Linked DNA regions of Homo sapiens: region 1 is linked to region 2. Evidence: chromatin contacts called from ENCODE Hi-C or POLR2A ChIA-PET data. All regions are on one chromosome and are shown on one strand. The core of a region is the stretch at or near the end of the contact, and the rest is flanking DNA. Distances in the headings are between cores, read along the strand shown.

Evidence for each region. Hi-C counts contacts between places; a loop is a spot of excess contacts on that map. ChIA-PET counts read pairs that join two places held with the same protein, here RNA polymerase II (POLR2A). Pooled maps may share reads with other maps.
Region 1: a map with no recorded cell type shows a loop between it and region 2 (5-fold over the local background). The contact joins two enhancer-like sites. A Hi-C loop is called at or near these places in 1 of 37 single-sample maps with no recorded cell type and 8 of 50 pooled maps. POLR2A ChIA-PET finds 5 or more read pairs at or near these places in 1 of 52 experiments (H1).

Annotation. Positions count from the first base shown.
Region 1 is chr5:149,562,123-149,565,760 of GRCh38, reverse strand. It overlaps a transcript of ARHGEF37 not described here. Among named protein-coding and RNA genes, the nearest start is that of CSNK1A1, 13 kb to the right of the region's middle. Within about 2 kb of position 1,705, at least 6 of the 41 ENCODE cell types and tissues checked have a DNase peak (open chromatin) inside an H3K27ac peak, as active enhancers do.
Region 2 is chr5:149,036,196-149,039,643 of GRCh38, reverse strand. SH3TC2 (SH3 domain and tetratricopeptide repeats 2) reads left to right here. Exons shown (of 17, transcript NM_024577.4): 8 at 1,154-1,349. Among named protein-coding and RNA genes, the nearest start is that of MIR584, 24 kb to the left of the region's middle. Within about 2 kb of position 1,708, at least 3 of the 41 ENCODE cell types and tissues checked have a DNase peak (open chromatin) inside an H3K27ac peak, as active enhancers do.

The sequences.
Region 1 (3,638 bases), core at 456-2,955, 530 kb before region 2:
CCATGAAAGGCCCTGTCTGATCAGTAGTATAGTCTAGATCTAGGCTGTAAACCTCATAAGGGCTGGGGCTATCTTTTTTGTTCTTCATTGCAGTCCTGGCACTTAGTGCAGTGACTGGTCCAAAGTGGTATTCAATAAATAAGCCCAGTGCTTACAGCCTTAGAGACATGCCTCATGGCTATCATTGCTGGTGGCCACCTAAAAGGCTAGGTATATTTCAGTGTCTCTTGGTAGCCAGTATGCTTTTGCCCATTCATAAATATATGTTGTATAGTAGATAGTAGCACTGATCTGGAAATCTGGAAAACTGGCTCTGCCATTATTTTGACTTTGTCCCCTGCTGCCTATGCCTGTCACTCATTAAGCCACAAAATATTTACTAAATACTTATTACCCAGTGTGCTAATGCTGAGGACACAATGCAGATATAACTATAACAGGACTTATTCTCTGCTGTCATGGCTCATCGGTCCACTGGGAGAAACCAGTTTATAGCAATTATAATACAGTGAGATGGCACTATACTAGAAGGAAGAACAGGGTGCTTTGGGAGTAAATAAAAGGCCCCGTTTTTCTTATCCTGCATACATGAATTGATGTGCCCTAATTTGGTCCTTTTCATTTACCTTGTTCTGAAAGCACCACAGGTTTGCTCAATCTCCTAACACTTGCCTGGCTCCTCAAATGTTATTTTGGCCTCCTTGACTGTAGCTCCTTGCTGGGTATTTAACATCTGACTGTCCAGATTCAGCTTTCTGGCTGTGCCTGATGCTAGGCCACAGAAGGCTGGCTAGAATAACAATTACTGATCATATCCTCAAGATGGCAGCATTGTATAATCATTAAGATCACGATGTGCCATGGGTTCATTAACATACCTTGCTGTGCCATACCATGGGATCTACTAAGAGGATGTCTGGGAGTTGTTTTGTTTTTTTGAGAGAGTTTCACTCTTGTTGCCCAGGCTGGAGTGCAATGGCGCGATCTCGGTTCACGGCAACCTCCGCCTCCTGGGTTCAGGCGATTCTCCTGCTTCAGCCTCTTGAGTAGCTGGGATTACAGGCATGCACCACCACGCCCAGCTAACTTTGTATTTTTAGTAGAGACGGGGTTTCTCCATGTTGGTCAGGCTGGCCTCGAACTCCTGGCCTCAGGTGATCCACCTGCCTTGGCCTCCCAAAGTGCTGGAATTACAGGCGGGAGCCACCGCGCCCGGCCGAGGATGTCTGTTTTTATATCTTCCCTTAATCTTGAAAGAGATGAGCAGTTTCCTTCCCAGGGTGTTTTGTAGTCCTGAGATGCATAAACGGGAGAAATGAAAAAGCAGGTTCTTTGGAGTAAGAAAAATTTGAGTTCAAGTACAAGATGCAACCTTGAGTCATTTAGTGCACCTGGGCAAGTTAAGTAAGATATCTGGGCTTAAGTTGCCCTATCTAAAATTTAAAACAATGAAATTATTTTCCCAATGAAATTTTTTTATGATATAAGATAACATACGTAAGACTAATATTGTATAAAGCACTGTATAAATATTAAAGCACTTTGGGAGGCTGAGGCAGATGGATTGCTTGAGGACAGGAGTTCAAGACCAGCCTGGTCAACACAGCGAAACCCTGTCCATCTCTACTAAAAATATAAAAATTAGCCAGGCGTGTTGGTGCATGTTTACAATTTCAGCAACTCAGGAGGCTGAGGCATAAGAATTGCTTGAATCCAGGAGGCGAAGGCTGCAGTGAGCCAAGATCGCGCCACTGCACTCCAGGCTGGCCGACAGAGTGACTCTGTCTCAAAAAAAAAAAAAAAAAAAAAAAAAATTTAAACTAATTATTACCTATGCGTGGGAAAATCAATCAGTGTAGATGAAAACTCAAACTCAATATCTTCACGTTGATTAGAAGAAAGGTTCTAAAACCTTTAGAATAATCTAGAAATTTTTATCTGTTTCCTATGACACATCTGAAAGTCTACAGTGATGACCTTGTCAAAAGGAATCTTCTACACGAAGATACCAGAAGTGGTCGTGTCATAGTTGTTACACTTTCTTATTTTTGGCTTTGGACAATAATTGTAAAGTTTCTATTTCAGCTGAAAGCTTGTCTCCCTCCCCCAGGAAGGTTAGAGAAAGTCACCTTTGGCTTGAATTGCCTAATAATAACAGCAGCAGAGTATATTTCTAAGAGGTTTATGGCCTAAACAAAGTGCTCTCACATATCCTATATCAACTAGGGCAGAAGCTATGGCAATCAATGATACAGTGTAGGACACAAAAAAATACAGGCTAAGAAGAATGACAGAACTTGAAATCCTAAGCCACAAATCATCAAAACATGGCTTGCATATAGGTTAGAGGGGGCTAGAAGGTAAGTAGAAAGAGTCTTAAGTCTATCATTTGCCTGGCCTACAGAACACACACAAGGAAGCAAGATTTAGGAGCTCAGATCAGGTTCGGAGTCTGACAGGAAGCAAGAAGGGTGTAGAAAGGCTGGTGGGTAGCTAAGGTTTAAATAGGTCAATTGGCTTTAGAATCTGACAGGGAAGAGGCAGAAGAAATGAACACTGATGAAGCAGGAATAAGCAGCATTGTCTAGGAAGGATGGCTGGTGGGGACAGGAAGACAGAGGTGAGTAACCGGGATCAGACAGCTGGATCAAGGAACTGGACAGCACACCAGGAACTGCTGGGTTTGAGATTCAGACACGATGAAGATGGGTGCTGACTCTCAAAACTGTGGGAATTCAGGCACAACTGGAAGTCAGACCCTGATGGAACACCAAGCGGCAGAATTGAGATTTATTGAGCTGCAGATGAACTATGTAAATGAGCCAAGGGGGGAGGGGGATGATTTAAGTCAAATGTAAGCCTACTTAGGTAATCTCTGCTACTTTACTCCCCATTCAGATCTAGAACAGGCAGAAAGCTCTGGACAGGACATGTTCCCTGTAAAAGTAAACAGACATACATCATAGAACAGTGGTGTGGAATGTAAGGAATCCTTCTCAAAAAGCTGGTGTTCTTGGCCGGGCGCGGTGGCTCACGCCTGTAATCCCAGCGCTTTGGGAGGCCGAGGCGGGCGGATCACGAGGTCAGGAGATCAAGACCATCCTGGCTAACACGGTGAAACCCTGTCTCTACTAAAAATACAAAAAGTTAGCCGGGTGTGGTAGCCGGGTGGGCCCTGTAGTCTCAGCTACTCGGGAGGTTGAGGCAGGAGGATAGCGTGAACCCGGGAGCTTGCAGTGAGCCGAGATCGCGCCACTGCACTCCAGCCTGGGCGACAGAGCGAGACTCCGTCTCAAAAATAAATAAATAAATAAATAAAAATAATAAAAATAAAAGCTGGTGTTCTTGGGTAAGCTCTGGCTTCCTCACACCTACGATGGATACAATAGCTGCAGTTACCTAGCTCTTATACTGGCCAGGAAAAACACAAGTCAGTGAATCACAAAATACTCTATGAACTATACAGTGCCATATAAATACAAACTGACTTTTTATGCTTTGTGGATTAGGGCCCTAAAACCCAAAGTTCTTTTTTTGCCCAAAGTTCTTTTTTTCCCTACTCAGCGCCCTGGCTCTGTTCACTGCAGAAAGTCTTTTTGCAGTGGTGTTGGGCTTAGCCAGGCTGAAATGGAGCAGTT
Region 2 (3,448 bases), core at 459-2,958:
AACAAAATGACATCCATAAATCACTTTGCACAGTTTCTCTTACAATGTAGATATTTAACACATGGTAGATCCCATCGACCCACAAAATAGTGAGAATTTCTGATCTTGAAAACACAATCTAGAAACTTGACCAAAAATGTCAGAAAAAATAGGCTAGTAGCTTTAGCAGAGAAGCTAAAGCAAATATGGAAACTGAGGCACATAAAAGCCTTTATCTCCACCAGGATTAATGGAGAGGCTAACCAGCAGCCTGAAGACTTAAGCTCTAGACTCAGTTTTGCCATGCATAAGATCCTTAGACAAATCTCATACCCTCTCTCTCCCTCCGTAACCTGGGAAAAGGGGATTCTGATAGTTTCCGTGCCCTTTGAAGCTCTTGAGAAGACCTGAGAAAGTGAGTGCAAATTGTACTTTGTAAACTGGACAGAAAAACATTCATCAAAAGGTCATTGCTAGATCCTAGGTAGGCAATTTATCAGATTGAGTACCATAGTCTGAAAGGGAGTCTTTTAGATCCTTCTAAGTCATTAGCAGCTTTCTATTCCACCAGTGGTAATAAGGCTAATGTTTATTGAGGGTTGACCAGGTACCAGGCATTGTGCACTGTATCTCTTTGATTCTCTTTAATATTTATAAGCAGCAGGTATTCCTATTATCCCCATTTTCCAGTTGGGGAGACTGAGGGTCATAGAGGCCAAAGGAGCTGGAAGGACATGGAGAGCTTCTCTGGTCGAGTGGTTCTCACACACTGGTCTGTGGATTTGTGCCAACCATGACAAAGCATTTACATTACAGTGGCAAAATCAGACAAACCAGGACAATACAGTGAGCTTTCCAGTTTCCCATAAGCTATGTTTATTCATTTTTAAGGCATATCCGCTATCTGAGAATCTTTTTTTGTGTTTGTTAAAACATTTTTTCTTTGGTGAAAGTGGATTGTAGTTCTTTTAAAAATATGTCCTAGTTTGGCAAAATGAAAAGCAAATTGTCCTGTGTCATTCCTGCCAATTTTTGGGTGGGGAGGGGAGTGAAATGTTACTGGTCCTTGACATTCTAAAGTCTGGGAACCCCTCATTTTCTATTGCATTGGAAGGTGATGGGAGGCTCAGCTGTTCATGTCTTCTGTAGCTGATCTGTGTGCTATTTTCCACAGGCAGAGGACGCTGTAAGGCCTTGACGGGTTATGAGCCAGGAGAAAAGGATGAACTGAATTTCTACCAGGGAGAAAGCATTGAGATCATCGGCTTTGTCATACCTGGGCTTCAGTGGTTCATTGGAAAGTCGACAAGTTCAGGACAAGTGGGCTTTGTCCCCACCAGGAACATAGATCCTGATTCTTATTCCCCAATGTGAGTATTGACAGTGAGCATGTCCTGGAGCTGGGCTCCCTTTCCCAGGGTTCCCTCCCCTCTTTGAGCAGATTTGCAGTTGAGCTTCGAGGGTGCCCTGGTGACATGGAGCCAGAAAAGCACATGCTGACACCAAGGTTGATACAGAGAGTGATAGAAAGGAGAGAATGCGTCAGTTCAGTTTATTTTAACAGGTGGTCACTGAGGACTTCCTCTGTGCAAGGAGGGAAGCAAAACTCCAAGACAAAGGGCATGCTGTTAGGCACTGAGGGTGTGGTTTTGGTACTTGGATCCTGCTACCCACACTGTCTAACCACAGGGCCCCTTCAGAGGAAGGGCACACACGGGGAGAAATAGATTAGCAGCATGCTGATCCCACATAGGGCTGGGAGGTGGGTCCCATGTAGATCTTCACTCATTCAGCTTTCAAGCTGAATGCCAATGTGTGACTTCAGCATTGGCTAGGAGGGCAGAGTGTTTCTCTTACTCTTTTCTGCCTTGAATCCAGAAAGGCTGGTTCTGAGGAGCAGACCCATCTGCCTGGCCAATCAGGAGAAGGTGATCAGCCTGCTCCACCCACCCTGTCATGGAAGGACAGAGATATCGGGTATTGCTCCATCTTTTTGGAGTGGGCTTCCTATGTGGGGATAGGAAACAGTAGAAAGCCTGGGCGCAGGAAGTACACGAGGAAAGGGAGAGTTGGCTCCTAACACTGACACAACATAGCGCCCTACACTGGGAAAATGTGGCCCCAGAAATGTCTAACGATCTGAACAGAGACTTAAATTCTTTCTCTTGTGGGAAATAGCCAATGAAGAGAGCAGACCAAGGGGCAGAAGCTCCCTGTAAGCCCTGCCCTTCGTGGGGAGAGGAGGAGACAGAAGGTTATTTTTTTTCTATGTAGAAATGTGGGAGTCCAAATAACTATAAACAAGGAAGACCACTCACTGAGCTCCTGGAGAGGTATGGAGAACTATCGGGACTTGTAAGGAAGAAAAGGATATCAAGAGAACTTCATGAAGAAGGGGACATGTGAATTAAGCTTTGCACAATGTAAAATATTTCAACAGATGTTGATGGGAAAAGAGGTCATAGGTAGGAAAGTGAGTCAGTGCTTGAAGAACGACTCATGTAGTTTGGAGGAAGTTACCAGAAGGTCACTGGTGCAGCAAAGGTGGGTCCATGCTCTGGAAACCTGGGAATGCCTGTGTGAGGGCCCTTTCCTTAACCTGGCAGAGAATGGGGAGCTACTGCATGTCTCTGAGCAAGGGTGACATATTATATGACTGGACCTTTTCTCTAGGAAATGAAACCTGGCTTTGGGGGAGGCATGCATCATCAGGGGGAATCTGGAGGCAGGAGACCAGCGAGAAGCCCACGGTGGCACTTAGAAAAGGGTGAGAATGGAGAGGAAGGCCACTGCTGAGGACCAATGGACAGGAAGTCAAAGATTCCAGGAGCTTTACAAATATGGACACCTGTGTTCTGCCTCCAGAGGCTGTTGTGTAACTGGTCTGGATGGAGGCTGGGCAATTATATTGATAAAAGCTCCCCAGGTGGGGCTGGTGGGCAACCAAGGTGAGAACATTGCTCTGAACCACCCCTTCATGTTACCACAGGGGGAACAGAGGACCCCAGGGATGAAGGAGCTGAACCCAAGGCCTTCCCTCTGGAACTTTAGAATCCTGACATTAAATCCAGTGAGCTCTCATTAAATGTCCTGGTGATTTTAAATCCTGACATGAAATCCAATACATTCTGGTGAGAAGTCCCAGTGAAAGGGAGAAAGAAAAAAGAGGATGGAAAATAGGAATGGGGGAAGAACCCTGGAGGATGCCTCCATTTACAGAGCAGAGGAAGAGAGAACGCAGAGAGGAAACAGAGGAGCCACAGAGAGGAAGAAACAAGCTGCGGGGGAGGCGGGGCTGACACCTGTGCTGTCATCAGAGAGGTACAGCAGGGCCAAGTGAGGAAAGAAAGGCCTTTGGGACTGGCCATTGGTAGGTCTTCTGGAAGCACAGTAGCTACATGGCTTACAGAGTTGTGGAGTCAGGGTCCCCAAAAGGCATTCATGACCATGTGAGTGCAGCTTGTGCCTC